Linked DNA regions of Homo sapiens: region 2 is linked to region 1. Evidence: read pairs that join two places in POLR2A ChIA-PET (ENCODE). Cell type or tissue: PC-9. All regions are shown on one strand. Each heading gives the region's core, and the rest is flanking DNA. Links, peaks and the distances in the headings are about the cores only. Region 1 overlaps EXOC6B (exocyst complex component 6B). Region 2 has its middle 320 kb from the start of DYSF.

The links. Peaks named below come from ENCODE experiments on the same cell type or tissue, not always from the same donor. Only the 100,000 strongest peaks of a DNase experiment are listed, where the experiment ranks them.
Region 2: POLR2A ChIA-PET joins it to region 1 with 8 read pairs; 1 of 35 experiments calls an interaction of 5 or more read pairs at or near these places.

What each region holds. Positions count from the first base shown.
Region 1 is chr2:72,757,644-72,773,802 of GRCh38, forward strand. The region is part of intron 1 of EXOC6B (exocyst complex component 6B); the gene reads right to left. It overlaps LOC124900538 (small nucleolar RNA SNORD78), which reads left to right and starts at 2,891; the gene lies at 2,891-2,959. RefSeq lists enhancers at 14,241-14,742, 14,743-15,242. In PC-9, for the core only: no CTCF peak of the experiment used is centred there; a DNase peak (open chromatin) is centred at 8,548.
Region 2 is chr2:71,776,802-71,792,960 of GRCh38, forward strand. No RefSeq gene overlaps it. Among named protein-coding and RNA genes, the nearest start is that of DYSF, 320 kb to the left of the region's middle. RefSeq lists an enhancer at 14,546-15,533. In PC-9, for the core only: CTCF peaks have their summits at 8,121 and 8,332; DNase peaks (open chromatin) are centred at 6,660 and 8,340; H3K27ac peaks cover 400 bases.

The DNA of each region.
Region 1 (16,159 bases), core at 6,950-10,949:
GGTTGCAAGCCTTTGCTATTACCAAATAAACTCTTTTGTTCTAGACAGCCTATCTCTCTGAGTTTCTTTTTTAGGTTGACAAATGAAATGAAAACTCCTTCTCAGGATCGATCCCTCACAAACCCAAGAAGCAATCACCACTGGTCAGAATTTTTAAAATTCAGTGTCTTTTCCATATTCTAACTTCCTCTTGTAATTAATCATGATATCAAAATGGTTTTAAAACATACATATGGGCCAGGCACAGTGGCTCATGCTTGTAATCCCAGCACTTTGGGAGGCCGAGGCAGGAAGATTGCTTGAGCCAAGGATTTCGCAACCAGCCCGGGCAACATAGCAAGATCCCAATCTCTACAAAAGGTTATAAGAATTAGCTGAGCATGGTGGTGTGTGCCTGTGGTTCCAGCTGTTCAGGAGGCTGAGGAGGGAGGATCACTTGAACCTTACAGGTCGAGGCTGCAGTGAGCCATGTTTGCACCACTGCACTCCAGCCTGGGTGACAGAATGAGTGAGACTCTGTCTCAAAAAAAAAAAAAAAAAAAAAGTACATATATTTGATATCCTGAAATTCTTAATTTGAGAATTGATGTAGCAGATTCCTAGATCCCTTCCACTGCAACTACAGAACCCATAAGTTAATGTTATTTTATTATCCCTCAAATGGGAAGGGGAAAGAAGAGAGTAGCTTCAATGGTTATTATGATGGAATCTCTGTTCTATTACTAAATAACTTGATTTGTCAACTGAAAAAGTAAGCCACTTTCTTTTGCTTCCTAGTCCACTTACAAGATATGCAAAAAAAAAACTCCCTACAAACATCATAAAGCTATTTACAAAGAAACATTTTAGACAAAAATAAATCTGGTCCCCCTCCTCTCACATCATAGGTGCCATGTTTCCATTAGGAAACAATTTTGTGTGTTTTTTCTAGAAGCATTTGTCTGAGGACAGTATAGACTAGCCCATTTTAATAAACTCTTTAACATTGAAGTGTACAGGGAAAAAAGGAACCTCAGAGATGATCCAGCCCAATTTCACAGACATAACAAATTTTCCAGCTATGTCCATAAATACTAGTCCAAGTTCTGCTGGAACATCTCTAGTAAAAAGAAGTTCACTGCAAAGCAACCAATCCCATTTCAACAGCTGTTGCAAAGTTCTTATAGAAAACTAAAACTTACCTTTCTATAATTTTCACCATTTATCTTATTTTTGCCTTCAAAGGACCAGTGAGAACAAGTCCTTGATCCCTTTTTCTCCTTCTCCAGACTAAACAATCTCAAATTATTCAACTATTCTACATATAAACAGCCTTTCAATTGTAGTTTTACCCTCTGGACATGTTCCAGCAGTCACTTTTCTTTAAGTGTAACAACAAAGGCAGTATAGCACAGTGGGCAAGAACACAGGCTTCATAGCCAGACTTTCAGGATTTGAGCCTTAGTTCTACCACTTAATAGTTGTGTGATCTTGGGCAAGTTTATTAAACCTCTGTATACTTCAGTTTCCACATCAGCAAAATGCAGATAATGGTAGGAACCAATTCATACAGTTGCTGTGTGAAGATTAAATGAGATAATGTAAGAATTCTGAACAGTACCTGGCATACAGAAAGCATTCTATAAATATTAAAAATTTTTAAATCAAGCATGGTCAAATGAGAAAAATAAGGCCCATCTCCTTTAACCTTGTTACTTAGCTCCTATTAACAGCCTAATACTAATGCTTATGCAGTTTTGACAGTCATATCATGCTATATATTGAACTCAGAGTCATAAAATTTTTCCATGTGTTTTTCCATATTGCTATAGGCATGTAGTTGATACTCTGAATCTACAATTTACTACTATTAACTATGGTTCATTTTTCCAGTCTTGTGAGACCTTTTGGGACAATGACTTTGCCATTTCAACTTTTCATTTCAATGTTTCCCTTTGTTAAGTAGGTACAGAAAGATTTTCACAAAAGAAAAAATCCACGTGGGAAAGGGCAGAAACCCAAAAAACTCTAGAATCTAAGACAGAAGAACTGAAGAACCCTGGCATGCACCAACATTTAAACGGAGATTTGCTGGTTTCCAATTTTAACGGGGAAGACTGTTAATCACAAAACATCAAGTAGAGACTTGAAAAAGTTAATATTGATTCTTTAGAAAAAGTCCAGGAAATAGAAAAAGCCACCAACCTCACTTCCTTAAGCCAATATTCAGCCCCCTAACTGTGTCCAACTTGGAGAGAATTTGCCACAAGCCAAAGCTTTTAATGTCCCTACCTTTTGAAGGCACAGTAGTAACAATTCCCAGAACAAGGGAGTTGCGTCAGTGAACTCTCTGCTCTTTCAAGTTGGAAGGACAGTTGATTCACACCATGTGTCAGAGAGAAACACCAGTGAAAACCAAGTGAGATAAATTTTAGGTCTCCAGAGCTGTTTAATATTAAGCTGTATTAAATCATTGTTATAGCAAATTATAAACAAAATATTTTGTTTACCCTTCCTCTCATATGCTCCTTCTCTTGAAAAGAAATTTTAAGATAATTCATAGTTCCAAGGTCACAGATGCTCCACCAAAAAAAATCATTTCCAAATGTTAGCATCCAGAACCAATGATCTGGATCATACTCCCAGCAAACTTCCCTGGCATATCATAGAGTAAGCTTTGCTACATAACCTTTTAGGTTTCAAGACAGTGTTAGTTTACTGATGGTCACAGACTTAGAGGAAGACTTCACTTTTGTCAACTGTCTCTACATGAAGTCATCTTAGTGTCCATTCTATTCAATAATTTTACTTTCTACTTAGATCAAGAAATCAACTATATGTTAAACTCCATAAATAATACTAAGTTGATTTTGTTTTTAATACTATGAATGGTACGACTAAAACGTGAAACATGTAATAATGTTCATCAAATGTCTGACCTGAAATGAGCATGTAGACAAGTTAATTTAACACTGAAGAAGAAAAGAAAAAAGACCTGAAACAACCTTGATCTACATGAATTTATTTGAAAAAATGGTCCTAGAGCAATGAAAATAAAATTTAACACAAGTGATAACAAAACTCAAACCATAAAAGTTGAGGAAAAACTAAACCAACAATACAAATATTTTAAGATAAAGCTTAACATGTTAAGAGACATCTTTCTGAAAAGAGAGACCACTAAAACTGCATGATTAGTTCAATACAAGGAATTAAAAAATTACAATGGGTAACTGTGGAAAGCAAATTTCACTTCTCTCAAAAATGACATATGATGCCAGGCAGGGGGGCTCATGCCTGTAATCCCAACACTTTCGGAGGCTGAGACAGGTGAATCACCTGAGGTCAGGACTTCAGGACCAGCCTGGCCAACACGGCGAAACCCCATCTCTACTAAAAATACAAAAATTAGCTGGGTGTGGTGGTGTGCACCTATTATCCCAGCTACTCAGGAGGCTGAGGCAGGAGAATCACTTGAACCCAGGAGGAGGAGGTTGCAGTAAGCCGAGATTGTGCCACTGCACTGCAACCTGGCTGAAGAGCAAGACTCTGTCTCAAAAAAAAAAGACATATGATTAAAATTTGTTAGATATCTACCTGAGGCCTACTGTACATTTTCATTACTCTTCCATTATCAATAGATCAATCTGGTTTGGGCTGTATAACTTCTTTAGAGAATCTGATATTCTACACAGGTGAACTCTAAACTCAACAAAGTGATGATCTACTGTGACCCCAATCATCACTAAGAAACAAAGTTGCTTGCCAATAAATTACTTCTCCAAAGCATTGCATTTAGGGCACTCTCCAAAAGCTATGAAATATCACCACCACATTCTAGCTCTCCAATTTATAAGGTAACTTGATTATTTATTTAAAGAGGGAAAGCAGCAGCATCTTTTTTTTTAATGTTCAAAATAGATCAAACTAAAATAGACTTTTAAAGGGCAAGATAAATTTGACTATTAAATAATAAAATAAATGGCCTCAGCAAATTAAATAGACACTGTTTTCTCAGAAATTTAACAAGATTGGCTATGTTAGGTGGTTTGGGCATTTTCCTGCCATAGGCTCATTTAGTATCTATTGACTGAGAATTTACTAAAAACAAAAAGAAAAGAATATCTTCCTTTGAGGGTGCCCATACTATAATTAGTAAGGAAATATATAAGAAACCACAATGAAAAGTAATTATAAAACTGTTCAGGAGCTAAGGATGGTAGCATATGCCTGTAATCCCAGCTACTCAGGAGGCTGAGGTCAAAGGTTCTCTTGAGCCCAGGAGTTCAAGATCACCCTGAGCAACATACTGCTCATCTCAAATTTAAAAAAAAGAAAAAAAGCCAGGCATGGTGGCTCATGCCTGTAATCCCAGCACTTTGGGAGGCTGAGGCAGGCAGATCACAAGGTCAAGGGATCAAGACCATCCTAGCCAACATGGTAAAACCCCATCTCTACAAAAAATACAAAAATTAGCTGGGCGTGGTGGCATGTGCCTGTAGTCCCAGCCACTTGGGAAGCTGAGGCAGCAGAATCACTTTAACTGGGGAAGCAGAGGTTGCAGTGAGCCGAGATGGTGCCACTGAACTCCAGCCTGGCAACAGAGTGAGACTCCGTCTCAAAAAAAAAAAAAAAAGAAAAGAAAAGAAGAAAAAACCTGTGTATAAAGTAATACATTTAAATCTGTTACACTTAGGTGATATAGCATGAAAAATAAAGGAATGTTCAGCACAGAAATGGATTAGTCAGAAAAGGCTTCTTGGAGTTGCTAACAAACACTAATAAAGAAAAATAAACCTTAAAAGCAAAAGCAGAGGGAAGAAAATAACACATAAAACACAAAGAAAGAATGACTGCAGACTTCTCATCCAAATTATATAAAGAAGAAGACAATGGAAAGATACCTGTAAAGTGCTAAAGGAAAAAAAAAAATTGTAAATCAAGAATTTTATACCTAGCAAACATATCAATCAACAAAGCAAAACCTTAGAAAATTTGTTGTCCGCAGACCCGCACTATAAAAACTGTTAAAGTAAGTTCCTCAGGCAAAAATAATATAAAATCTGTTCAAAATCTGGATCTTCACAAAAGCATAAGGAGCAAATAAACTGGTAAATATATAGGAACATATAAAATATTATTATTATTTTAAAATGTTTTAAAAGATAACATTTAAAAAAAGATTGCTGATTGTTCAAAGCAAAAATAATGATAATGAACTATGGAATTCAAAACACATGTAGAAGTAAAATATAATTAATGATAACTCAAAGATCAATGGGTGAAATGAAAATACACTGTTTTAAGGATTGTATGTTATATACAAACACGTACAATAGCATTTGAAAATACATTGCAATAAGTTAAAGATGCATACTGTAAACCCTAAAGCAACCACTAAAAACAAACAAAACAAAACAAAAAACACTAAGAAGGTATACCTAACAATGGAATCTTTAAAAATATTTGGTTGTTCTAATTCAGTTAAGGAGAATATGAAATGAGAAATAAAGAGAAAAAAAAAGATAAGACAAACAAAAAACAAACAGCAAGATAACAGAGTTAAACCTAGTCATATAGGTAATTGTGTTAACATAAATTATCTCCTCTTATCCTGTTTTCTTTATAATTAATTGAGTATACTTCCATTTCCCCCTTCCTGTATTTAGAGCTATTGTTGTCATTCCTTTGTATAGTACCTTGGTGTTGTTTTGCTGTTTATGTTTATCCTGCTCAAGGAGTTGTTTGAGCTTCTTGAATTTCCATTCCTGTTTTCCAGAGAAAGTCAATTTGAACGTGTTTTTTCTTTTTTTTTTTTTTCTTTTGACAGGGTCTTACTCTGGCACCCAGGCTGGAGTGCACTGGTACGATCTTGGCTCACTGCACACCTCCCAGACTCAAGTGATCCTCCTATCTCAGCCTCACAAGTAGCTGGGACTACAGGTGCGTGCCACCACACCCGGGTAATTTTTGTATTTTTTGGTAGAGATGGGTTTTCACCATGTTGGCCAGGCTGGTCTTGAACTCCTACCTCAAACAATCTGCCCTGCCTCAGCCTCCCAAAGCACTGGGATTGCAGGCATGAGCCATCACACCCAGCCCAATTTGAACTTTTATAAATGTTTCTATTTTTAATTTTTGAGAAGTAAGCCCATATCTTCAAATAATATAATATTGGATGGGTGTGGTGGCTCATACCTGTAAACCCAGCAGCTTGAGAGGCCAAGGCAGGCAGATTGCTTGAGCCCAGGGCTTTGAGACCAACCTGGGCAACATGGTGAAACCTTGTCTCTACAAAAAATACAAAAATTAGCCGGGTGTGGTGGCATGCCTGTAGTACCAGGTACTCGGGAGGCTGTGGTGGGAGGATCACTTGAGCCCAGGAGGTCAAGGCTCCAGTGAGCTGTGATTGTACCCCTGCACTCCAGCATGGGCGACAGAGCGAGCACTTGTCTTAAAAAATTAAAATAATATAAAATAAAAAGATAATATTGCCATTTTCCCTTTATCCATTTTAGATATTGTCTATTTCCTACTATAATTGATCAAAAATTACCTCATGATACCATATCATTCCTTTTCCTCTCCTCTCAATACTTATATACCCCTTTTAGTTTTTCTAAAGATTGCTTTTGTAATATAAATAATATAGTTATGCTTTTGTTTCTTGTATTATTAAAAACAGATTATCTTGATTCCCAACTATGCAAAATGAAGCATTACCTCTCCCTTATTTTCTCTCTTTTTTTTTTTTTTTTTTTTTTTTTGAGACAGAGTCTCACTCTGTTGCCCAGGCTGGAGTGCAGTGGTGTGATCACAGCTCACTGTAGCCCTGACCTCCCAGGCTCAAGCAATCCTCCCACCTCAGCCTCCAGAGTAGCTGAGACTAGAGGCATGTGCCACATCCAGCTAATTTTTTTATTTTTTGTAGAGATGGGGTCTCACTATGTTACGCAGGTTGGTCTCAAACTCCTGGGCTCAACCAATCCTGCCTCAGCCTCCCAAAGTGCTGGGATGACAGGCATGAGCCACCGTGCCTGACCCCCTTACTTTCTCTTTATATCTTTTCCTTACTTTCTCCAACTGTGGAAATGAATTTTACACTGATAGAGTTGATAAACACATATATTTTGTTCTATAATCATAATTGTTTTTCATAGATGGCCCATACTTTGTCTTTGCAAACAAACAAATAACATTTGCATTATTTTAACTATACAAATATTCTTCACTTTTAAGCCAGATCGTATACTAATATTGCCATTCCTTCCTGGCTGGAATCCCTTTGCCTGTAAATCTCTTTCTTGAAATTCTCCTTTCTCCTGCTCCAATCTAAACTGATACTCCCAGCCAGGTGTGGTGGCTCACACCTATAATCCAAGCTCTTTGGGAAGCCAAGGTGGGAGGATTACTTGAGCCCAAGAGTTCAATACCAGCCTGAGCAACATGGTGAGACCCCATCACTACAAAAAAAAAGGGACTTGATAAGGTCCCTTCCATTTAGGAAGAAAAATTTTTAAAAAATTAGCCGGGCATGGTGGCACATGCCTGTAGTCCCAGCTACTTGGAATGCTGAGGCAGGAGGATAGCTTTAGGCCAAGAGTTCAAGGCTGTAGTGAGCTCCAGTACACTCCAGCCAGGGCAACAGAGCAACACCCTCTCTCAAAAAAAAATTTAAAATAAAAATAAATAAATGAATACCTCTCCAGGTCTTCTGCATACCTGTTTATGATATTCTTTCCTGAGGGACTAACAGAACTGCTCAGGCAGTCAGGCGTGGTGGCTCAGGCCTATAATCCCAGCACTTTGGGAGGCTGAGGTGGGTGGATCAGCTGAGGTCAGGAGTTCAAGACCAGCCTGGCTAACATGGTGAAACCCCCCTCTCTACTAAATTACAAAACTTAGCCAGCCATGATGACTGGTGCCTATAATCCCAGCTACTGGGGAGGCTGAGGCGGGAGAATCACTTGAACCCGGGAGGTGGAGGTTGCTGTGAGCCGAGATTGCGCCATTGCACTCCAGCATGGGTGACACAGCAAGACTCCATCTCAAAAAAACAAAAACAAAAACAAAAAACAGAACTGCTCCGGCAACCAGAATCTAAGGGAACAGAACACTGGAGAAGAGGGGAATAGTAAGAATGGGTCTGCCAATATGCTTCAGTCACTTTTTCCCCCTCAAGGTAAGTACCAAATCTCCATTCAAGAGGCTGAAGTTCCCGGGAAAGGGAACAAGCAGAAAGTCAAGACCAAAAGGCAGGAAAATCAGCTTTTGACAGTTTTAGAGAATCCCGGTACCTTAAATTAGAGGCATAAGAGGTTAGAATCCTGAAGAGGAAAGATGGGAAGAATACATAGCACTGTTATTATTTTCTCAACACATTTGCTGAATTCTTAAGCTATACAAAGAGAGAGGTTAAGATAAGCAAAAAGACTCAGAGAAGCCAACAGAATGTTAGGTAGTATTGAGGTATAAAGGAAAGAAAAGAATTAAGGATCTACCAAGGGAAGGGCTCCTAGTCATCACTCCAGGCTCTTTGGAATGTCTGGAGGACAATAGCATTAAGGCAGTAATGAGCCACACCCTAACTAAAGCTGAACCCTAGATTTAGCCAGCTCAGTCGTTGACTGGATTAAATATTGCCATACCATCTGCCTTACCAAAAGTGGGAGCAGAGGGGAGGGACCTTCACTTAAGGAAGAAAACACTATCCAAAACCTCCACAATTTTTTTAATGTCTATTCAGTCCAAAATTACCAAGTGTGCCAAGAGAAGATCACATGACTAAAAATCACATGACTAAAAATCAAGATTCACAGATGATCTAGATATTGAACTTATCAGATAAGAACTTTAAAAATGGCTATGATTAATACCACAAGAAAAAAGGAAAAGAACAAAACACATGAGAAGATGGAGAATTTCACTACAGCCTTACGATTTGTTTTTTTATTATAAAACTGGAGAAAACCCAGAACTGGGTTTTTAAAATTCCGAACTCCATAGATGGTTTACCAGCAAATAAGTCAATTGAAAAAATCCACATTGAGGTTGGGCACAGTGGCTCACACCTGTAATCCCAGCACTTTGGGAGGATGAGGCAAGTGGATCATTTGAGGTTAGGAGGTGGAGATCAGCCTGGCCAACATGGTGAAACTCCATCTCTATCAAAAATAGAAAAATCAGCCGGGCGTAGTGGTGCGCGTCTGTAATCCCAGCTACTCGGGAGGCTGAGGCACAAAAATCGCTTGAAACCGGGAGGCAGAGGTTGCAATGAGCCGAGATCACCACTGCCCTCCAGCTTGGGTGACAGAGTGAGACCCTGTCTCAAAAGAAAAAAAAAAAAAAAAGGAAAAAAAAAATCCACATTGAAGCCCAAAGAGAACAAGGAAAGGACAGGATGTAAAATACAGAAGAATGTAAGAAAAATGAAACATGGGACACCATCAAAAGCCCTCAGCCAGCAGTTCTCAAAATTTTTTGCCTGGCACTATTTTTATGCTCTCAAAAAATATTGGGTTTCCTGGCCGAGTGCGGGGGCTCACGCCTGTAATCCCTGCACTTTGGAAGGCCGAGGCGGGTGTATCACCTGAGGTTAGGAGTTCGAGACAAGACTAGGCAACATGGTGAAACCCCGTCTCTACTAAAAATACAAAAAATTAGCAGGGTGTAGTGCCGGGCGCCTGTAATCCTAGCAACTGGAGAGGCTGAGGCAGGAGAATCGCTTGAAACCGGGAGGCGGAGGTTGCAGTAAACCAAGATCGCGCCATTTCACTCCAACCTGGGCAAAAGAGCAAAACTCGGTCTCAAATATATATTATAATATATATTTCCCTTGGGTTTCCCAAGAACTTTTGTGTATGTGTTATGTTTGTTGACATTAGCCACATTAACAATTGGAACTGGGCCAGGCACAGTGGCTCACGCTTGCAATCCCAACACTTTGGGAGGCGAGGCCGGCGGATTGCTTGAGGCTAAGGAGTTTGAGACCAACCTGGGAAACACGGCAAAACCCCATCTCTACAAAAAATACCAAAAAAGTTAGCTAGGCATGGTGGCATGCACCTGTGGTCCCAGCTACTCAGGAGGCTGAGGTGGGAGTATCACCTAAGCCTGGGAGGTGGAGGTTGCAGTGAGCAGAGATTAGACCACTGCACTCCAGCCTGGGAGACACAGAGACCTTGTTAAAAAAAAAAAAAAAAAAAAAAAAAGACCAAGTCCGGTGGCTCACGCTTATAATTCCAGAACTTTGGGAGGCCGAGGCAGGCGGATCGCCTGAGGTCAGGAGTTCAAGACCAGCCTGGACAATAATGGCGAAACCCCGTCTCCACTAAAAATATAAAAATTAGAGGAGAGTAATGTCATGGGCCTGTAATCCCAGCTACTCGGAAGGCTGAGGCAGGAGAATCACATGAACCCGGGAGGCAGAGGTTACAGTGAGTTGAGATCATGCCACTGCACTCCAGATTCCAGCCTGGGGGCCAGAGTGAGACTCCGTTAAAAAAAAAAAAAAAAAGAAAGAAAGAAAGAAAGAAATTGAAACAGAAGAAAAAAATTACATAAAAGAACATACAAGTATAAATAACATTCACCACTGAAACAATGATATTTTCACATCATGCAGCCTCTAAGAAACTCAATTCTATTCCCCTAGGAGAATGCAAGCTTTTTTTTTTTTTTTTTTTCGAGACAGAGTTTGGCTCTTGTTGCCCAGGCTGGAGTGCAATGGTGCGATCTCGGCTCACTGCAACCTCCGCCTACCGGGTTCAAGCCATTCTCTTGCCGCAGCCTCCCGAGTAGCTGGGATTACAGGCATGCGCTACCACCCCCGGCTAATTTTGTATTTTCTTTCTCCCCGGCTAATTTTGTATTTTGTTTCTCCATGTTGGTCAGGCTGGTCTCAAACTCCAGACCTCAGGTGATCCCCCCGCCTTGGCCTCCCAAAGTGCTGGGATTAGAGGCGTGAGACACTGTGCCCGGCCTAAGCTTTTTTTTTTTTTTTTTAAGTAAATAACATCTAACTGATATTATGAAAATATTTTTAAATCTGTAACTCTCCTGAAAGAAATTTTATCATTGTATAATTGTGCAGAAGCAATACTTAAAGACATCATAGCCAAGTATATCTAAAAACTTATGAAAGATATCAGTCCATAGTTTCAAGCCCTATAAACCCAAAGCATGATGAATGTAAAGAAAACTATACTTGGCCAGCCGTGGTAGTTCACACCTGTAATCCCAGCACCTTAGGAGGCTGAGGCAAGAATATTGCTTGAAGCCAGGAGGTCAAGACCAGCCTGGGCAACAAAGCTAAACCCTGTCTCTACAAAAAAAAATTAGCCAGGCACAGTGGCATGTGCCTATAGTCCCAGCTACTTGGGATTAGACAAGTTCTGGAGATAGGTGGCAGTTTTGGCTACAGAAAAATGTGAATATACTTAATGCCACTGAACTGTACACTTAAAAATGGTTAAAATGGTAAAGTATATGTTATGTATATTTTACTGCAATTTTAAAATAAGGTGAAATACAGACATTATTCATACAAACAAAATAAATGAGTCCTTCACTAAAAGAAATGCTAAAGGGAGTTCTGCATACAAAAGGAAAAGTGACCTCAGAATGAAGCACAGAGATGGAGGAGGAAATGAAGAATCAAACAAAAGAGTAAACATACATGAATGGTGACTCTACGAAATAATAAGGATAATGTTGTGTGGGAACAAAATTACATGTAAAATTAAAATTCATGACAACAGTGTAAGATGTAGGAAAGGATAAATGAAAAAGTGTTACATATTCCTAGCAGTGTCAAGGAAGTGATAAAAATATTAATTTATATTATACTCTGAGTCAAGGATACATGCTGAAATTCTTTGAGTAATGTCTAATAACTAAAAAAGGAAGGGCCAGGCCCAGTGGCTCACACCTGTAATCCCAGCACTTTGGGAGGCCAAGGCGGGCAGATCACCTGAGGTCAGGAATTCGAGACCAGCCTGGCCAACATGGCAAAACTCTGTCTCTACTAAAAATACAAAAATTAGCCGGGTGTGGTGACACGTGCCTGTAATCCCAGCTACTCGAGAGGCTGAGACAGGAGAATTGCTTGAACTCAGGAGGTGGAGGTTGCAGTGAGCCGAGATCGTGCCACTGCACTCCAGCCTGGGCGACAGAGCAAGACTCCATCTCAAAAATAAAATAAAATAAAATAGAAAGAAGAAGAGTCAATAGACAGCCAAAAATAATAAGAATCAAGAATAAGCACTTAGGGAAAAAGAAAAACCAGCAAGTATCAGACTTCTCCACAGCAACATTGAACACCAGAAGACAAGATACTCAAGGAAACAAAACATGAGCCAAGAACTTTAATTTCAACCAAGCTAGCCTTTAAATATAAAGTCTATAGAGCTAAAATTTGAATATACAATAACTCAAAAATTGTTGTTCACATAAGTCCTTCTTAAGGCAACTACTAGAGGAGGAACACAAACCCAACTAGATGACAGGGAAAACTTCAATAAAAAAGAATGTCAATGAAGACTGAATATATTTAACTGCAACTCTAAGACAAAAACAAGGTCAGATTAAAAGTGATCAAGTATGATACATAAAAATAGTACATAAAAATTATACAACTAAGAAAAAAAAGAGAGAAGATAGAAAGTAGAATAAACTAGTCAACTATCTTATACCAGTAACTGTGAGCCAAAGCTAGGCAAATCAACTACAGGTCTACAATCCCTAATCGAAAATCCTTGTAGCAAAATGTTTCATAATACCAAATTCTGTACATTTAAAAAAAATACAGCTCATCTGTCACATATTATGTAACATCCCAGTAAGATCTTAAGCATTCCATAATCAAACACATTCATATTTCAGCAGTAAAATATAGGAATATTCACAAAAGTGGTAAATATAAAGATTATTAATATATTAAGTCAATTCACATCAGGTTTTCTTGCCAAATGAATTAAGGCAGATTTTGACAACAAATAGTTTTTAGAGCCTTTAGGATTTGGGGATTACAAATGAGAGATTATGGGCCAAATCAAGTATGCTTGACTACAAAGTAAAGCACTAAGATAATACTATTCCCTGATATTTAATGCTAAGAGGAAAGAATAACAGAAGAGTACACAAGTTAAGTTTCATTGTTGCCCTTGGGTGAGAAATCAGTAAATATTACCTTCAGAGAGAGACAGAGAGAACTGAGGATGCAATACAAAGGAACCACAAGAACAAAAATACAATTTTTTAAAAATTCAAAGAAAAAAAGGAAGCCATTAGATATGGCTTCATGGTAGTGTCTTCCCCCTCGCCCCCAGAAAAATTATTTGACTTGACACTAAGTTGTTTTTAAATAATGATTATAGTGCTCTTCATTTCCAACTTACTACACTTGGAAGAAACAATTGCTGATGAGCATAAAGTCACTAGGGGGCAGCAGAGCATAAAGAGTATCCTCTGAAAAGTGGTGACAACTACAAAGTTATTACATAACCAGAAGTGTCTTCAACTGCTGAAAACATTTCATACTCATCACAAGCACAATAAAACACTCGCCAATTAATTTGTAAAAATTGCTTCTAAGATATTCATTATATTCTTTATAATTGTTGTAATTTTTATTTTGAAATAATTTCACATTGCACAGAACTCTTGTATAGCCTTTATGCAGAGTTCACTAATTTTTGCCATATTTGTTTTATCATTCTCTCCCTACATATATATGCATGCTTATTTTTCTAAACCATTTGTAAGTAGGCTTCATATATCATGCCTGTAAAACTATAGTCTGTACCTCCTCTCTCTTACATAATGATAGTACCATTATGAAATTCAAGAAATTTACATTGATACAATTATATCTAACCCACAGTCCAAATTCCAATTTTGAAGATTATCCCAATAATGCTCTTTAGAGCATTTTCATTTCCTACTGGAAAGTATCCAGTCTAAGATCATGAATTACATTTTGTGGTCATGTCTCTTCAGTTTCTTTTTATCTAAACAAGCAGCCAAATTTATGGACAAAAGACTACTTTACATTATTAAAAATTACTGAGAGCCTGGATGTGGTAGCTCACATCTGTAATCTCAACATTTTGTGAGGCCAAGGTGGAAGGATCGCTTCAGGCCAGGAATTCAAGCCCAGCCTGGGCAACATGGTGAGACCATATCTCTAAAAAAGAAAGAAAAGAGGAAAAATAAAAATTACTGAGTACCCTAAAGAGCTTTTGCTTATATGAATTATATATATATTAGTATGTGCTATTTTAGATATTAAAACTGAGGAGCGATGTCAGCAAGATGGCAGAATAGGAGTTTCCAACACACATCCCTTCACAGAAACATCAGTTTGAACAAACATCCAAGTACAAAAATATATTCAAAAGAACTAAGGAATCCAGGTAAGAGATCACAGCACCTAGGTAGAATGCAGAAATAAGAAAATATACATTAAAGGGGGTATGAAAGACGGCTTCACATTATCCATGATTCCCTTCCCCCAAGCTCACAAGAGAGACCCTCGCTGGAGGAAAACGAGAATGATATGAGCACCCTACTTCACTGGGGACCCCAGCCCCAGGCCTCCCCAGTGAATTTTGGTGCCAGGCCAGCCGCCATGTACCTAAGCTCCAGGCCAAATCCAACACAAGGACAGCCAGTGACCTAAGGCTCCAGGCCTGCCCCTGCAGGACCAGGCTTAAGGCAAGCTCCAGTGCCAGGATGGCCCCCAAAGCCCCAGGCTTCAGGCCTGCCCAATAGAACCTGGTGCCAGGCAAGTCCCCACAGAAACAGGTTCTAGGCCCAGCCACATGGTACCAGGCACCAGGCTCACCTCCATGGAAAGAGACGCCAAGACTGCCCCATTGCCAGTTAGTCATTGTGGATCCAAGCTTCAGGCCTGCTCCTGCAGACCCCATTGCCAGCCCAACCCAGTAGATCCTTTTACCAGGCTGATCCCCATGACCCCAGAATCCAGGCCCACACACCCAGGCAACAGGACTGATCCTATAAACCCAGGTGCTAGGAATGCCTACCTGCTGACCCAGGGACCAGGCCAGCCTACCCAAGGACTTCAGAAGAAAGCCAACCTATGCACTCGACCAATCAGCCTGTTCAGAGATTCTGAGTAGGCTGACTGGGTGATGGGCTTTCCCTGCCAAAGCCAGCCTGTAAAGACTGGAAGAGGTACCTACATCTTCAAATGCACAACTACCAAACCAAAGCCAGAAGGATCACAAATAAACAGGAAAACCATAATCCCCCCACCCAAGGAACAAAATAAAGCTCCAGTAGCCAGCCCTAAAGAAATGAAGATCTACGAACTGTCTGAAAAAGATTTCAAAATAATCATCCAAAAGAAATGTAGAGAGCTACAAAAGAACCACAGAGAACTATAAAAGAACATGTACAACATGGTAACTATAGTTAATAACATTATTATATTGTATAATTTAAATTTGCTAAGACAGTAGACCTTAGATTTTCTTTTTTTTTTTTTTTTTTTTTTGTGAGACAGGGTCTCACTCTGTTGCCCAGGCTGGAGTGCAGTGGTGCAATCATGACTCACTGCAGCCTCAACCTCCCAGGCTCAGGTGATCCTCCCATGTCAGCCTCTCAAGTAGCTGGGACCACAAGCATAAGCCACCATGCCCAGCTAATTTTTTTCACATTTGTTGTAAAGATGGGATTTCACCATGTTGCTCAGGTTGGTCAGGAACTCCTGGGCTCAAGCAATCCACCTGCCTCAGCCTCCCAAGGTGTTGGGATTACAGGTATGAGCCACCATACCGGGTAGATCTTAAGTTTTCTCACCAAAAAAAAAAAAAAAGGCAACTATGTGAGTTGATGAATATGTTAATTAGCACAATTTTAATAATCATTTCACAATGTGTATATATATCAAAACATCTCATTCTATACCTTAGGTATATACTTTTTAAAATTATACCTCAAGAAAGTCGGAAAAAAAAACTAAAACTGAGAACCTTGAAAATAATTAATTCATTTAAAATTAACAATGAACCCACTACAAGTTAAACAGTATATTTTATACAAATAAAAAACAAATAGTTAAAATAGTTTGTTTTACATTTGTGAAAGTCTCTTTAATGTCGTCTTAACAGAAGACATCTGGATTCTGTAGCCTCTGCATTCAACCTATGGCAAT
Region 2 (16,159 bases), core at 4,353-8,352, 980 kb before region 1:
GAATTTCAGCCCCATGCCCAAGTTTACACATCTGGCCCATGGTAGAGTTGGGAATCAAACCCAAGTTTGTCTGATCTCAAGGGCTGGGCTGTTTCTTCCATACTCTTCTGCTAACAGATACAAGAGTCAAATGTGATGCTAATGGTAGCTTCCAAGCTAACTCCCAAGTGGCTTCCCAGGTAGCTTTTTTTTTTTTTTTCTCTTGAGACAGAGTTTCACTCTGTCACCCACACTAGATTGCAGTGGTGCGATCTTGGCTCACTGCAACCTCTACCTCCCAGGTTCAAGCGATTCTCCTGCCTCAGACTTCTGAGTAGCTAGGATTACAGGCATCTGCCACCATGCCCAGCTAATTTTTTGTATCTTTAGTAGAAACGGGGTTTCACCATGTTACCCAGGCTGGGCCTGAACTCCTGACTTCAGGTGATCCACCTGCCTTGGCCTCCCAAAGTGCTGAGATTATAGACATGAGCCACCATGCCCAGCCCAAGGTAGCTTTCAAATCATTAATCCTGGCTGGGGAAAGGGCTAGAGGGGACTTCACAATTCACTGCTTCTCCAGGAAATGGCACAACACTTCTAAGATCTTCTGGGAGAAACTTATGCATTGTGTAGGAAGGATGATCAGATCTTTTATGCAGTTTTTGGGGAGTGGGCTGGTGCTGGGGAACTGGGAGGGGGAGATGGGCAGGGGAAGAATGGGCATAGACTAGCCCTGCCTGGAGGGAAAGGTGAAAGTGGTGGGAACATGTACTGGGGTCACGTCACCTGGAGGCATCCCCCTATCCACACCAATCAGACATCTGCCACTTAAGAGAAAAGTCTCTACTCCCCATCCTCTTCTAATAGGTGTCCCTTCTGAGAACCAGATTCCAGGATCTCTCCCAGTTCAAATCCAGCCTCAGACCACCTTGCCCAGAAAAGGTGGTTTTGTAGTCTAACCACTTTCCCTTTAGTTGTCTTAGAAATCCAGCATGGAGCTGCATAGAGGGCTCTGTTTATGCTGGAGCGGGGAGGAGATGATCCTGGAGAAGGATTAATGCCCACACTTCTCCACAGGGCTCAGACCCATTAACAGGAACTCCTTTCACGGTCCCACTGCCCAATGCCTGATGCTGCAATTTCTGTTCCTAGGGCTCATACCCACTGAGGATCCCGTACATTGTACACAATGTCTGCCTGGAGGAGGGAATCTGCACCTGGGAGTCTCAGCACCAGTGCCCTGGGCCTGTCTGCCAAGATGCCCATCTGCAGCTGAGAGGCCTGAGGGTGATCCAGCCCTTCCCGAGGCCAGGCTCTGACTCCTTTCGTGTGAGGCTTGGGCAGCTCCAGGCTCCAGGCTGGATCTGGACTGTGTGAGAGAGGACTTCCCTGGTCCAGCTCTCCCTGGCCTCAAATGGACCGCACCATCTTCCTGCAGTCTGAAAGCTCTCTCTGGCTCACAGCCCCTGGAATCCTTATCTTCCCTAGGCCCATTTCTCTCCACCCTGCTTGGCTTCTCTGAAACATGATGGCAACTGGTAAAAACTGGCTCCCTGTTCTTTCCCTTTGTTGAATGCTTCTGGGTACATCTAGAAGAACTCACCTGCTTCTGCCTTCCAGAAAGAGCAGAGAGTCAGTCAGGATAGGACAAGTTATACTGCAGCAACAAGCCTAACATCTCAATGGCTTAAAACAATGGAGATTTATTTCTCACTCATGCTTCCTGTCCACTGTGGACTGGCTGGAGCCTGTTCCATGTTATCCTTATATAGGAACCAGGCTGATAGAGCAGGCTCTTTGGAACCTATCTGGTGGCAGAGGGAAAGAGCTCTGGAGGGCTTTACACTGACAATGACAAGCTCCAGCCTGGAAGGGACACATACCACATGGACCAGGAAGTGTGTTCAGAGAGCAAAAGGCGGCAAAAGTCAACCACAAGACTTGCCATGTGGCTAAGCAAGGGCACATTTCTGGAAGGGTGAGGAGCTGGGTTTCATGTGGGTGGTCAGAGGTCAACAGACAGCTGGGGAGATGTATTCTCCTTCATTCAACACAATTGACTTTGGAGCTGGACTTCCCTGGTTTAAGTTTACATTCTACCACGAACTAGATGTGTGACTTCAGGCAAATTGCTTAGCTACTATAAGCCTCAACTTCCTCATCTATTAAATGGAAGCAATACCATCCAGAGTGCCACAGCCAGCAAGTGCTGCTGCCAAGATTTCCAGCTACCTGGATCTGGGTCCACGGCCCGTGTGTCTGCCAAAATCCTGTCTCCACTGGCAAAAAATCCTGGCTTAGTAACACCCACATGGCACAAGATGGCAGTGTAATCTCTCCCTTATCCCACTTGCCTATTCTTCCCCTTTTATTCCAAGCCCCAGATTTCTCCCTAATCATCCTGGGCCCTCTGGAGCTTCCCCTCAACTCCAGTTCCTGCCTGGCTGGATGGCACAAATCCTGCTCTCAGTGCCTCTGAAGTCATTTGCTGAGAACTGAGGGTAGATCACTTTAGACCATTCAGCCTAGGTTCTCACCAGCCCCTGCCTCGGGGGCTCAGACTCCTTCAGCCTCCAGAGTGGGCCAGGTTCCCAGATTCTCATTGCACTTGGGAGTGACCCCGCCACATGTGAGAGGCCCTGAACCCTGGGTGGTATCTTGAGCTCCAGGCTGTGACTGGGAGCATTCTGGGGAGCCCACTCTGTGGAAAGGAGAGAAAGGTTACAGAATCCCTCCAAACAAGGCAAAACAAAGCCATTTATCTTGGCGCATTAGTCACTGAGCTGCTGACGCAGGCAAACATGCTGTACTCTTGGCAATCATCATTTACATTAAAACAGGATGATTTGTGGAGTTGGAGGCCCGGGACCCTTCCAGACTTCCCCACCCACCTCAGTCTGTCCCTGCAAGCGCCAGAGGGCTGGGGCTGTGGGTTCTTCCTTGGCAAAGAGAAACTGGCCTTAGTCTGGGGGTACAGGTGCCCAGAGTCCCAGCCCTATTTTCTTCCAGGTGCATATCCTTCCAGGCTGTGGGACTGTAGGAGCTGCCTCAGCCTCCCAGAGCCATGCTCAATGGGGGCAGCCTCTCAGGCTGGGCTGGGTTCAGTGTCAGCATCACATTGTATGTGTGGTCTTTTTTTTCTTGGCTGTTTAGTGTTTGGAAGGAAGGGCTTTCAAGCCTCCAATTTTCCCATATTCCAGAGGAAGATGATGACAACAATGAACACTGTATATATACAGTGTCTTCCTCCCTTTCTCTCTCTCTCCCTTCTTTCCCCCCTCTCTCCATTCTCTCTCTCTCTCTCCACACACACACACACACACACACACACACACACACACACACAGACACCACTCTTACACAAATTGTCCCATATACGGATGAAATTGTACCTTTGAGAGCTAACACTCCCTCTCTCCAGGCTTAGGTGATATGGGATAGATAGCAGAGTCTTCCTTCTCAAGGTGACTTGTCATTTGGTCTGAAGCAAATCCCAGGTGACCGCCTCACCCACATCACACAGACAGTGCCCAGGCTGTCTGTTGCTCTTCGGCCCTGGGTCTGTCCTAAGTGCTCCTGGCCATGGTGCCCGCCGTGCCCCACTTTCAGCCTATATGCCCAAGGGTGCAGCACACAATCTTGTCTGTGCCAGTCAGGATCATATTCTCCAGGCCTCAGTGAGGGGTGTAGAGATGTATATTTGACTCAGTCAGAACCAATAAGCGTGAATAAAACATTGCTGAATTTCTGTGAAAGTGAACCTCCAGCGAGCGAGAGAGAATGAGTGTGTAATGAGCACAGAATTTCTTCTCTCTTGGTCAGTGTGCCAGAAAGTGGATCTGGCATGGCTGTCCAGAGGGGAGAGCTGAAGGGCCACCTTGCAGAGCTGAGAACAAAGCAAAGACCTAGAGAGAAACAGTCCCTGGTGACATCCTTTAGGTGACTGGGTTGAGCTTCTCTGGATCAACCTGTCAAGCTTTGAGAGTTAACCTATTCCCTTTGTTTAAGTCAGTCTGGGGTGAACTTTGTGTCACATATGGCCAGCAGAGCCTTAACCAGTACAGAAAGTAAGTGTGATCAGAGAGTGTGGGAGACCTTGAAGTTTAGCATCAGAGCTTTGCACAGGCTTCCCACAACTGAGAACACCATTGTCGCCTAGTGGATCTCCATTCCTCTTGCAGGGCACTCATTAAGGAAGGAAGACTCTGCTGTCTATCCTGTATCACCTAAGGCTGGAAAGAGCATCAGCTCTCAATGGTGCAATTTCATCCTTGTATGGGACAATTGCGTGTGTGTGTGTGTGTGTGTGTGTGAGAGAGAGAGAGAGAGAGGGAGAGGGAGAGAAGGAGAGAGAGGAGAGAAAGGTGGGGAGAGAGAGCGAGAGATCAGAAGGCACTGTACGTATCTTCCAAGAAGATGTGCTAAGCATCTCCTAGAAGTACGGATGAACATCCAACAAACGGAAAAGACAGGGAGCTCCTTTTTGTCAGTCATACCATTATGTTTTAGAGAAGCCAAGCAGAGTAGGGAGAAATCACTACCCACTCAGGTATTGCCTCTCTGTTTGGAAGTGTTCCGTATCTCTGGGACCTAGACTGTACCATGGGCATATTCTGGGCTGTATTTATTGGTTCACATCCATTCTTCACCCAAACACAGACCTGTCTTGCCTCTAGTTCCTGTGGGTTGGGGCACACAGTAGGTGGCGTGCATGCAATAAATAATTGTTCTTCTGAACAGCTGCACTGGTGGAGAGAGGGGGAGGGAAGACAGAAGACCTTGGAGGAAGAACTTTAGAGTTCAGAAAAGAATGTGTGAAGGCCTGAGGTAGGCAGTGGAAGAGAGGAGATTTGGGACAAGAAAAGAAATTGCTTTTAAAAATGAGAGGAGGAGACTTAGGAGGATCACTTGAGCCCAGATGTTCGATGTTCAAGGCTGCAGTGAACTATAATTGTGCCACTGCACTCCAGCTTGGGTGGCAGAGAAAGACCCCATCTTTAAAACAAAGAAATAAGTAAAACAAAAATGGAAAACTTTAAATGAGGAGAAAAAGTTCTGTAAGCTGAAACTGAGAGTGGTTCATGTTTCAGGTGGGAGGTGTGGTGGGTGGCATGGAAGTCGAAGGACAGAATAACAGGGAATAACTTCGAGTTGGAGTGGGTGGGGACAGGCAGATCTCCCATCCAATCAAGGAGTCTGTGCTACCCTGGCAGAACAGACAAACCAACAGGTGCTCCCTTAGCCCTGCCCTCAGCCGGTGCTGACCTGGGTCATCCAAAATGCTGGTGGTGAAGGGTGAGCACTCCTGGTTGGCGTTGGAAGGCATTGTTATACCTTAAATGACAGAGGGCTGCTTGATGTCCCAGATATGACTCCAAACTGATAATGGACATTGGGCTAGGTGTGGGGAGTTAGGGTGCCCTTCCACCTCAGAAATAACCCCACCGAGCTCTTCTTTAGGGCTAATGTCATTTTGAGGATGCTTGGAAATAGCCCAAGAGGCACCATCTTTTCTCTTTGGGGTATAAATGACCTGGCCTTCCATACTGATTGCCACCAAGGATGGGTAGACAGCAGCCAAGGTGGGGCTCTGGGGGGCCAGGGCAGGGGCTGGTATAGCAACCTGGAACAGAAAGCTGAGGCTTCCATCCCAGCAGAGAGCAGAAATGGAAGTAGGGAACCAGGGGCAGGGGCAGAGGACAGTGGGGTGGGGAGGGCTGCCTCCAGAGGTTCTTGGGGATACTTCAGCTCTGCCACACCAGCCTGCTAGACCAAGACCTGAAGCCTCTGGTTGCCAGCAGGGGAAGAGGCTCCCTGTGTCCCTCTAGGCCAATCTTCTGGCTCGGAGCCTGGGTGAGCTGAATCCGAGGCTCACAGGCTAATAATGCTGTCCATGACCAGTTCAGGGGCAGACGTTGGGATGGTGGGGTGCAGTCTGCGTGGGAAGGGAGTCAAACCCTAGCCTGGCCTCACCCAGCAGCAGCTCCCTGAAACTTTCAGCCTGGAAGCTGGTTTGCACCCATCCAGGGGGCAAATTCAGTTAGGTTGGTCTTTTGCCCACCTGGGACTGTACCTTAGAATGAGTCCTGGGGCCTATAATGAGCATCTCAGGTGCATGGGTTGGATCTTTGGGCACCTACATGGCTGCCAGGCTGCTAATTCCCATGACAGGGCCTCCAAACCTCTGTTCTCAGCCAGCCTCCATCCACTGTCTGCCCAATTATTTGCCATGCGACTCTTCTCTTGTGCCTGGGCCACTCCTACCTCTGCTTCTTCCTTAGCCCCCACCCCAGCCCTTGCCACCAGCAGGGGCCAGAGCTGGAGGCCTGGCCACAAGTGGGCCCTCTCTGAGCACTGTCCAGACTTTTCAGTGGCTTCCCCTTTCTCACAGATTAGCCCTCATGATGTTGGCATGGGACTCCCAAGAGCTTTTGACTTGGATTGAAGAGGAATGCAGCTAATTGAGGCAGCCTAGGGATGCTCCCATCTCTCCAGCACTGCCTTGCCTCTGCATTTCCCCCTCTTTCTTTCTGCCCACCCATCTCCAGATACAAATCTTTAGACATCTTATTTCACTTCTCTTGGTTATGTATGTAGGAGTGGGATGGCTGAGTCATGCAGTAGGTATATGTTTAACTTTTGAACAAACTCACAAATAGTTTTCCAAAGTAGCTGTCCCATTTTACATCCCTTCCAGCAATCTATGAGAGTACTAGTTGTTCCACCTATTTGCAATACTTGGTATTGTAAATCTTTTTAGATGAGGGCTGAGGTCATGTGGGTTATAACAGCAACATTAAAGGGACAGAGTTGGAGGTGACAATACAGTTAGAACAGGTAAATAAAGAAGAATGAGATTGAGATGGGGAATGGACAGTGTTGTTGGGATCTCACCTCCATCAATTATCAGCCATGTGACCTTGCACAAGTAACTGAACCTTGCCATGCCTTCATTTTCTCACCTGCAAACAGGGATGTAACATTTACCGCTGCTGAGATTAAATGAGGCAATGGACATAAACATATCTACAGAGTGCCTGGCATCAGGGCTTCCGTTAGTCTTTGCATGAATTAGGTGAAGGTGTCCCTTTTTTGGGGTTGATACAGCCCTGGACTAGGGTGCTGGGATTGGCCCAAACTGCATAGTTATTCACAGTGATTCTGTTTGGCCCACAAGTTGTCAACCGAAGCACCCTGAACAGACCGAGTTGAAAGGAAGAGGTGAGCGTATTCATCAGTGTGCCTGCTCTGCCCTCCCCACAGCCCTCCCCTTCTCTCTGGTGACTTCCCCTGTCCTCCACCTTCCCCTGTCCTGCTGCCTTGGGTCTGTGGAAATGTGGGTGCCAATCTCTAGGTCAAATCTACAGGCAGAAACTTCTTTGAAGTTTGGTATCTCTACTGAATCATAAGAAATCCTGCTTAAATAGTCTGGTTCTCAAAATAATTTAAGTGTCGCAGAGGCTGGGTGTGGTGGCTCATGCCTGTAATCCCAATACTTTGGGAGGCTGGGGCGGGAGGATTGCTTGAGGCCAGGAGTTGGAGACCAGCCTGGGAAAAAGGGAGATCCTATCTCTACAAAAAATTTAAAATTAGCCTGGTATGGTGGCACACACTTGTGATTTCAGCTACACGGGAGGCTGAGGCAGGAGGATTGCTTAAGTCCAGAAGTTTGAGGGTGCAGTGAGCTGTGACTGCACCACTGCACTCCAGCCTGAATGAGACACAGCAAGAGACCTGACCCTGTCTCAAAAAAAAAAAAAAAAAGAGTGTCACAGAGATGAGCTCAAGGCAGCAGCATTTATGGTGACTGGATTTGATCTTTATTTGAGGGGAGCCAGAGGGAGGCACAGAACTTTTGGGGGGCCCAGGAGATATTGCAGAGTTCACGGTTTACAGCAGGGAGGTGCTGAGGGCCTGGAGACAGGTTCTCAGTACCCTAAGGTGAAGCCTTTGATCAGGAAAACATCTCTTCCCAAGGCCAAAGTCCTTGGGCTGTCTATGGCACACACATGCGGAAGGCCAGGGCACATTTGCCTCAGCTCAAAACATACAACTCACTACATGAACAGCTCAACTGAACTAGGCCCTTTGATTTATGTGTTTACATTCCCAAAGGGAAACTTTCTTTACCTGAGGGACTCTTGGCTGGGTTCCTTTCATGATGAGAACAGGACATGAAACTTTGTTTATGGAGAGGTAGTACTCCAAGCCGGGGTGGAAGCCGGCCCTTAAAGTTTGGGGCTGGGCAGCCCTGATAACCACCAGGTGGGGAATTTTGTCTCTGAGCTTTCTGTCCCTGATGTCTCAGCCTGGGCACCCAGCAGGACTCCCTGGTGTCAGCAACATGAGTGACAGATGAATCATTCATTCCTGAGGCGCTCAGATGAGTCACTGGAGAAGCAGTGTCACCTTTCCAAAATTTAACTTTCCAGCAACTTCAGGAATTCAGCAGTCGTGTAGAGAGAGGGATGCCTGCAGTTCGATTTTTGTCCCTTCCCACCACCCTTTTCACCTGCTTGATGGTGCAGGGTGGGGAGGACGGGCAGGACACTGCAAACAGCTTTTAGCTGGGTGAAGATGAAGGAGAACTTTCTTGCTTATGGCCACCCAAAATAGATCCAAATGCAGTTCTTTCTCTCCCCAGCAGAAGGGAGTGAGGCTAGACTTTGGGGAGTACTGATCTGTAGAGGAAGAGCAGTGGAGCGGCTCCCCTCAGTCTTCCAGGCTGAACCTTGTCAGGGTTGAGAAGGTAGGTCAGATGCCGCTGGGGCCCCACTGGAGAAGGTGACAGCTGGTGGCAGAGGGCCGGGCTACCCAGGGCTGTGTCAGTGCTGGAAGGCCGCCTGGAAGAGGCAGCTGTGGCTTAGGGCTGGGCAGCGGTCCTGCTGGCACCCCACCCACCCCCGCCTTTCTTCTGCCCCTCCTGGGGTAGTGCCCCGGCTGCTCCGCCGGAGTAGTGATGGCTCTGAAGGTGAAAGTCACCTTCTGCCGCTCTCCCGACGGCCTGCTGCTGGGGTGGGGAAGCGGGGGACATAAATCCTTCCTCATCCCTGTCCCGTGGCGCTTGCCTGCGCGGCCGCGGGGAGGAGGCTTCTTGGCTGTAAATCAGGGCCGCCCCCAGCGCCTGCCGGCCCTTCATCACAGTGCTTTACGGTGCTGACACCGGCCAGGATTTAGTGGGTCCAGCCAGGCTGAGGCCGCCTCCTCCCCTTGAAATTAAGGCCACCCATAAATCCTGGAGATGCCCATTTGCATATCCATCTGCATACATTTGCCCCTTAAATTGCCTGCCTTGAAACACCGCATGGAAGTTGGAGCCACTGGGACTGAGAGTCTCCATTGTCTCAGCTCCTGTTGTAGAGGGGAAACTGAGGCTCAGGAGGGACAGGGACCTGTCCGTGGCACAGTGGAAGGCAGAGGCAGAGTAGGGTTGGACCCAGGAAGGATTTCAATAGATATAGCTGGGTTGATTTAGATAGAAGTAGAACAGAGAGTCAGAAGTTGAATGCCTGTGGTGAGCAGATTCCGGATTCTCTCCCTGGAAGGCCAGGGCAAGGAGAGAGGACAGTGGGAGCACCCTGGAGGAGGGCGGCAGTGGGGACGGCCACCGGGAGGCCTGAGGACACCTATCAGGAAGTTTCCACAGAGGGGGAGCATTGGAGGGGAGCCTGCAAAGGCAGTCCTTGAGGACAGGACTGGCTGACGTGGTCTCACCCAGGCCTCTGTAGGGAAAAGCGGGAAAGGAAAGGAAGATGCCAGAAGCAGGAACACACAAGCCAGGGTCCCCTTGGCTCCTTCTGCTTCCTGCTGGTGTCAGTCATGACCAGGACCCTACCTGGACACGAGTGATCTGTCAGAAAGGCCCAGACCTGGTGGGAGCTTGGCATGGCCAAAGCATTCTCCTCTGTTGAGCCCCCCACCTTACCATTCCGCCTCTGCTGTGCCAGACAGCCACAGTGCACCTGAGAGCAGTCCATTGCTTCAGGGAGAGCCTCCCTGGGGCCTTTTTTTGACAGACCCTCTCCAAGGGTGAGCACCCACAGAGGCCCTCCCTCATGTCCCCCTTCCACCCGGGCAGGACCTTAGAGCCAAAGCTCAGGTCTTTCTGGGCCCTAAGCGGGAGGGAGAGCCATGGCACACCCGGGAAGCTTTTGCCTCCCTCGACCCCAGGGGCCATTCCGTCTTCCAAGCAGAAGTCCTATGGGTGAGACCCCGTGCTCCCAACTGGGTCCAGGGCTGGCCGGTGACCAGGACAAGGAGCTGCTCTGCTCCAGGAGGTCACCCCTGGGTCTGCACGAATGCTCCCTCCTTCACCCGTGGGGTGCGTGCATCATGGGTTTCTGATGGACTCAAACATGCCCTCTCATCTGTGTTGCAATAGTCTGGGGAGAGAGGCTTTGGGGGAACCTGATGCTCTTTCTGAGACCCAGAGTTCTGGCAGGGTTTGGGGATGGGCTCTTCCCTGAACCAGGCCAACCCATTGTGGCAGCCAGGCCTGGGGACCCCCTTCTTCCGTCTCCCAGATGGGACCCAGAGGATCAGCAGTATACGGGTAGAGCTCCAGTCTGGCCCCAGGGGCAGAGGACCCCTCTCAAAGTCTCCTTTTCCTGCCCCCGCCCCCCTCCCCATTCCACCCCATCCCATCCCACAGCCTGAGGCTGGTGGGCAAATCCCAGCCAGGGCTGACAGGGGTAAGGGATCCTGGCAGGCTGAGCCCTGACAACAATGTCTCTGCTCTGGGCCTCCTCTGACCTCTCCAGGGCTCTGTCCTTGCAGCCTGGGTGAGACTAGGTGTCCCCAGGATAGGGCTGCATGTTCTGACCACTCCAGCTCAGGGAGTGGCTGCTGGTGGGGACAGGCCAGGAGAGAGGATGGGAGCCAGGATGGTAAGAAGGTTAAAAGGCAGCTAGGCGGCTGTCTCAGAGCATGGGCATCATGGAATGATGGGACAAGAGTGGGAGCCCACCCCACAGCAAGCCCTGGCTGGGTGCACAGGGAGATGTCTGCAGGAGGGGCTGGACCTGCCCCCAGCTGATCCCAGCCCTCCTCTCCTTTCCCCTGGGAAGCCTCAGTTGCTGCTTTCCCCTTGTTCCCTCCATCCCTAGCTCCCACCCCTCCCCTCCACAGAGGCCCCACAGTGGATATGTTTTCTCTTCTCTGGGAAAATGGTCTCTCCTGGTATTGGGAGAGGAAGGCCCTTCCCTCTATCTCCCTGCCTTCAGGGCAAAGCAGCCAGATGAAGCGGATAGAGGGGATGCCAAGACACTGAGAGCATCTCAGGGAGGAAAGAGGGTAGCAACAGTGACACCACATTCTCCGTCTGTGCACTCCCTGAATAACTACTATGATGACTACTAAAGGATGGGATATGGCCCCCTGTTAGCTTGGGGATAGTGGGGATCACAGAGGCAGGGGAATGGCCCAGAAGACCTCCCCAAGCCTCCCTGACTAGCGTTTGCTGGGATTCTTAGAAAGCATGCACAGACTTTGTGGCGGCGCAGCAGCGGGCCTGGGCAGAAGGGCCCCCCATCTGGAAGCCTTTAAAGTCTCCCTCCCCCTCTTCTCCAAATAGCTTGTTCCCAGAAAACAGGAGGAGAAGTTACCCAACAACATGCTGGAGCTTCCTGTGGGGCTGGCGGCCCCCTCCCTGGCCTCTGTTGTAGCACACCAGGCCCGCACCAGCAACTCAAGCACTAGCTCAGGAAGGCTCTGCCAGTTATATATTGCAGAGCTGACGTCCCTCCCCTCCTCCAGGATCTGGGATTACAGCTCACCTCCCCCAGGAAGCCCCCAGAATTGCCTCTCTGCTCTCTGGTACCTGCTGCCAGATCTTTTGAAAAGACACACCTTGCTTTTGTGGACTCCTTCCATCCTGTTCCACAAACGGTAGTCAGTCTGTTTGTCGTAATGAGCCCCCCTTCCTATTTTACGTCATGGGAAACTGAGGCCCGGGGCAGCCAAATGACTTGCCCAAAAATAAACAGAGCCAGACATAGACTCTGGCTCTCCTCCCCAGTCCAGGGGTCAGTCACACCATGTCCATTTGGCTGTGCCTATCTCCCCAGGTTGGCAGGCCTAAAGAGAGCACCCCAGTTCTGATTGCTGACATGACATTGGGTTTGGCAGAGCTGAGGTGCTGTTCAGGCATAGAAGCTGGCAGGGACTGAGGGGCAGAGACCTTGGTGAGATGGGTAGGATCCTGGCCAAGCAGGACTGAGGACCACCAATGCTGCGCCCTCCTCGGAAGACCTCGCTGCCTGGCCTGCATGCTGATTGTCTGGGCTCCTGCCCTGCCCTGCCCCCCTGGCATCCGAAGGCACTTGATTTGGACAGCTTGGCAAGAAAAATTTCCAAATTTCCAACCCCATGGGTAATAGCAAAAGAGGTTTTAAAACTTTTAGGTAACCAGAGAGTTTAGTTTTTGTTGTTGTTGTTGTTTGGGTTTTTTTTTTAGACGGAATTTTGCTCTTGTTGCCCAGGCTGGAGTGCAATGGTGCAATCTTGGTTCACCGCAACCTCCACCTCTCAGGTTCAAGTGATTCTCCTGCCTCAGCCTCCCAAGTAGCTGAGATTACAGGCATGTGCCACCATGCCCAGCCAATTTTGTATTTTTAGTAGAGACAGGGTTTCGCCACGTTGGTCAGTCTGGTCTCGAACTCCTGACCTCAGGTGATCCTCCCGCCTCGGCCTCCCAAAGTGCTGGGATTACAGGCATGAGCGCTGCACCCAGCCAAGAGTTCAGTTTTAGATGGCAGCCTGGCCCCTGCAAGAGCTGACGGTCAATGCAGTCACTGCGCTGTAGGTCTCAGTTTCCTTAGCTTTAAAATGGCGGTAAGAGAACAGAGGCTTCATGGGGAAGATGGAAATGGGCTTTGAAGGATGGGAAGGAAGAGGAAGGAGCACCTTCCAGAGCAAAGCAGAAGCAAAGATTCAGAGGGGAGAGTGGACGGCGACTGTTTTCAGGTATGAAGGAGGCTAGGCTCTGTCACTCTCCCCAGCAGCGCGACCTGGAACAACTTAACTTGTCTGTGCCTCAGTTTCTCATCTGCGTAGTGGGGATTGTAACAGCACTATGCCGCCCTGGTTAAGTGACATCATGTTTGTAAAATTCTAGGCAAATGCCTGACGCATAGTGAGTGCCTCATGACAGGTTTGTGTAGTATTTATTCACTTATTCATTTATTTAATAACAGCCTTTGGCTATTCATTTTAATTCCCTTGAGCAACACAAGATGGCGTTCGCTCAAGCATGCGACTCCCAGACGCTCATCCAGAGGTCTTCAGGGAGGGAGATCCCTGGGACTTGCAAACTCCAGCTCCTCACACAAGATGCTGTTGGTGTCTGCAAGGCTCCCCTGATACCTTGAATTCTTCTCAGGTGGTGGGGGAGGTTTTCTCTTCCTCTGGGGCAAAGAGGGATGCAGGCAGGGGTGGGAATTCAGCTCCAGGGCAGAGGGTGTCCATCTCTAAGTCCTGCCTCAGTCCCAGCTTCCTAGCCCCCTGTGTCCATGACCACAGCCTGGTAGAGAAGGGGTCCCATAGGAGGCCAATCTCTCTGGCCACCCCAGCCTGTCCCAGGGACCAGAGACCCCACAAGTCTTTGATGCTGGGGGCAGTCTGAGGAGAAAAGGGTGAGGTGGTGGAGAGGGGGCATGCGTGGCCAAGGATTGCAGCTCCAAGTGAGAAATAAGCAGGAGCAGATGGAGCCCAGAGCACAAAGTTCCTGTTTTCACGCAAATGTCTGGGACAATAAAAGTCAGGGGGGAAGACGGGGGTGGGGTTGGAGGGGAGCATAGAACCAGGGGTGGGGGTGCAGAAAGAAGATGCCATGTCAGCAGAATTAGCTCTTATTAAAATAGTTTCCGTCGAATTGGTTGGGGATGGGGGTGGACTTTCCAGCCCCCTGCCCAGAGCCCTTGGCTGGCCTGCTAGGGACTGGCCCAGCCTGAGAAGGACGGGGAGGGCTCTGGGCCTGTGCCTGCTGGGGACGACCAGACAGCGAGTGCTCCTCAGAGCTGATTGCATTTCCTGGCCTTTGATGCCCAAGATCAAAGCAGGGCCAGGCCATCCTGGCCTCCAGGCCTCCTGGCAGCCTCTCTGCCTGCAGGGTCCAGGCTGTGTGGTCATGGTGGCTGGAGAGGGCAAGGCAGCCTGGCATCCCTGGTAGGCCCAGAGCAAGAGCAAGCTAGAGGACCAGGATGTGGGCTGCGGGGGGCTGCAGCCGTGGATATAGCCCATATCTGCTGTCCACGCATGCCTGTGCTTATCATGCTGGTTCTGTGTCCTCAGATGAGATGTTAAACGTGGAGGTCACTAATGCCCAGGTCGTGGGAACTTGGGAGTTGGGTTCCATATGGCCCAGATCAACTGTTACATGAGCCATGCCTTGGATCCTGCAGCCTGTGGAGATGGCTGGGGGGTCCATCTTGCTATAGCAAGAAAGAGCTGTAACACTGCTGTGCAAGCTGGCCTTTCATGGGATCCTGGCTGGGAGGGCTTCAGGGGTGGTTTGGACAAGGGTCTCCATACACAGACCTTCCTCCCAAGGGTCCCCTAGCTCCCCTTGCTGGCCCAAAGGGCTCCATCCTGGGGCATTTCTAGTACCTTCCTTTTATTTGCACCAGCCTGGGCCCCCTTTGGGGAACTAGCCCTGGGGGTTGCTCAATGATGAGAGGACAGCTGCTTAGGGTCCTGCTCCTAGTGTACAGGGAGGCAGATAAGCCCCTCTTGATGCACTGCAGCGATCTGCAGGAGTTGGTCCCCAACTCCCGGGCAGGTTTCCTGGACGTCTTTGCCTGTTATGCCCTTGTGAGGGCTTCAGGTTCAGACGGCTGCCTCAGCTCAGGCCAGACTCCTTGCCTGGCTTCTTCCACCCAGGTGTCCATCGGGTGGTGCTGACTCAGTTTCCCTTTGATGTGAAGCATGCAAGGGGATACCAGGCAGAGGCTAGCCTGGGGTAGGAGTTGGGCAGTGTGGAGGCTGTGTAAAAAATGCTGGGGAGGCAGAGGCTTCTACAATCACATACCTGCAGGGCCTGGGGGCAGGGTCCTCCCCGTGCAGTGGCGTTGGTGTTCCTGCAGGCCTGCGTGTTGCAGCGGGGCCCTGGCGGCTCCAGTGCCCACCCATGTGGAGAGGATTAGGGCCTGGAAAGATACATTTTCCCCTCTTCCTTCTTGGAAAGAGGATCAAGGGGACCTGGTGACAGCCCAGAGATTCTGGGCGTGTGAACAGCCCCACTTCCGTCCATTTCCCAGGCAGCCTGAGAGATGCACACCATCTGCCCCAGTGCCGAGCCTGGAGCCCCCAGCCCACCCAGAAAAGGAGGCACCAGTCGCCTGCTCTTCCATCCTTGGAGGCCCTGCCCTAAAGGGGGAGCAGAGAAAGTGGACTGGGGGCTTCGTGGAAATAAGGCAGCCGCTGGTGATTGATACCTCCTGGGTTATCTGGAGTGGTTACTCTTAACTCACTGGTTGTTCTTGTATTCTCAGGATGTAATTACATTGTGACTTCCTGGGATAGGAGCCCTGATCGCACCCCTACAAGGTTTCTATAGTCTGGGCTTGGTCTTCAGCCAGCCCCTGCCACTGATTTCTTGGGACCTCTGTTGGGCCTTCCAGAGTTTGAGGCTGAGCACAGAAATAACTGTTTCAGTCTGAGCCATGCCCTTGTGAGCAGGAGTAGCAGTGAAGTGGGTGGGAGCATGGTTTAGGTGGCTAGGAAAGACCCAGGGCTCAGGCACCAAGCAGAATTAGGACTGGGGCAGGGATTTTTAACCTGGGAATACGTGCATGGCTAGCCCCTTCCCCACTGCCAGACCTTATTCTCCCTGCTCTGTGTGATGTGTGTGTGAGTTTGCTTGGGCACACACGCAAGAATGAAATGACACTGGTCATCTTCCCCTCCCCTTGCCTCTCTTCTCCTGTCATCTCCTTCTCCACTCCTGTCCTCTTAGCTCTCTCCTTCTCTCTCTCCCTTCCTTCTCTTCCTTCCTCTCTCTCTCGGATACCTCGGACTGGGTGGTGATATATCTCAATTGCCTATGCCATGCCTATGAATAAGGGGCTAGAAACTGCCGTGCTCGGTTCCCAAGCTTGAGGGAAGGTTGTTTCTTCTCCCTCTCTTCCGAGTCCTCAGCATAGCTGAGTGTGGTGGTACACGGGTCTTGTGGGAGGAGGGG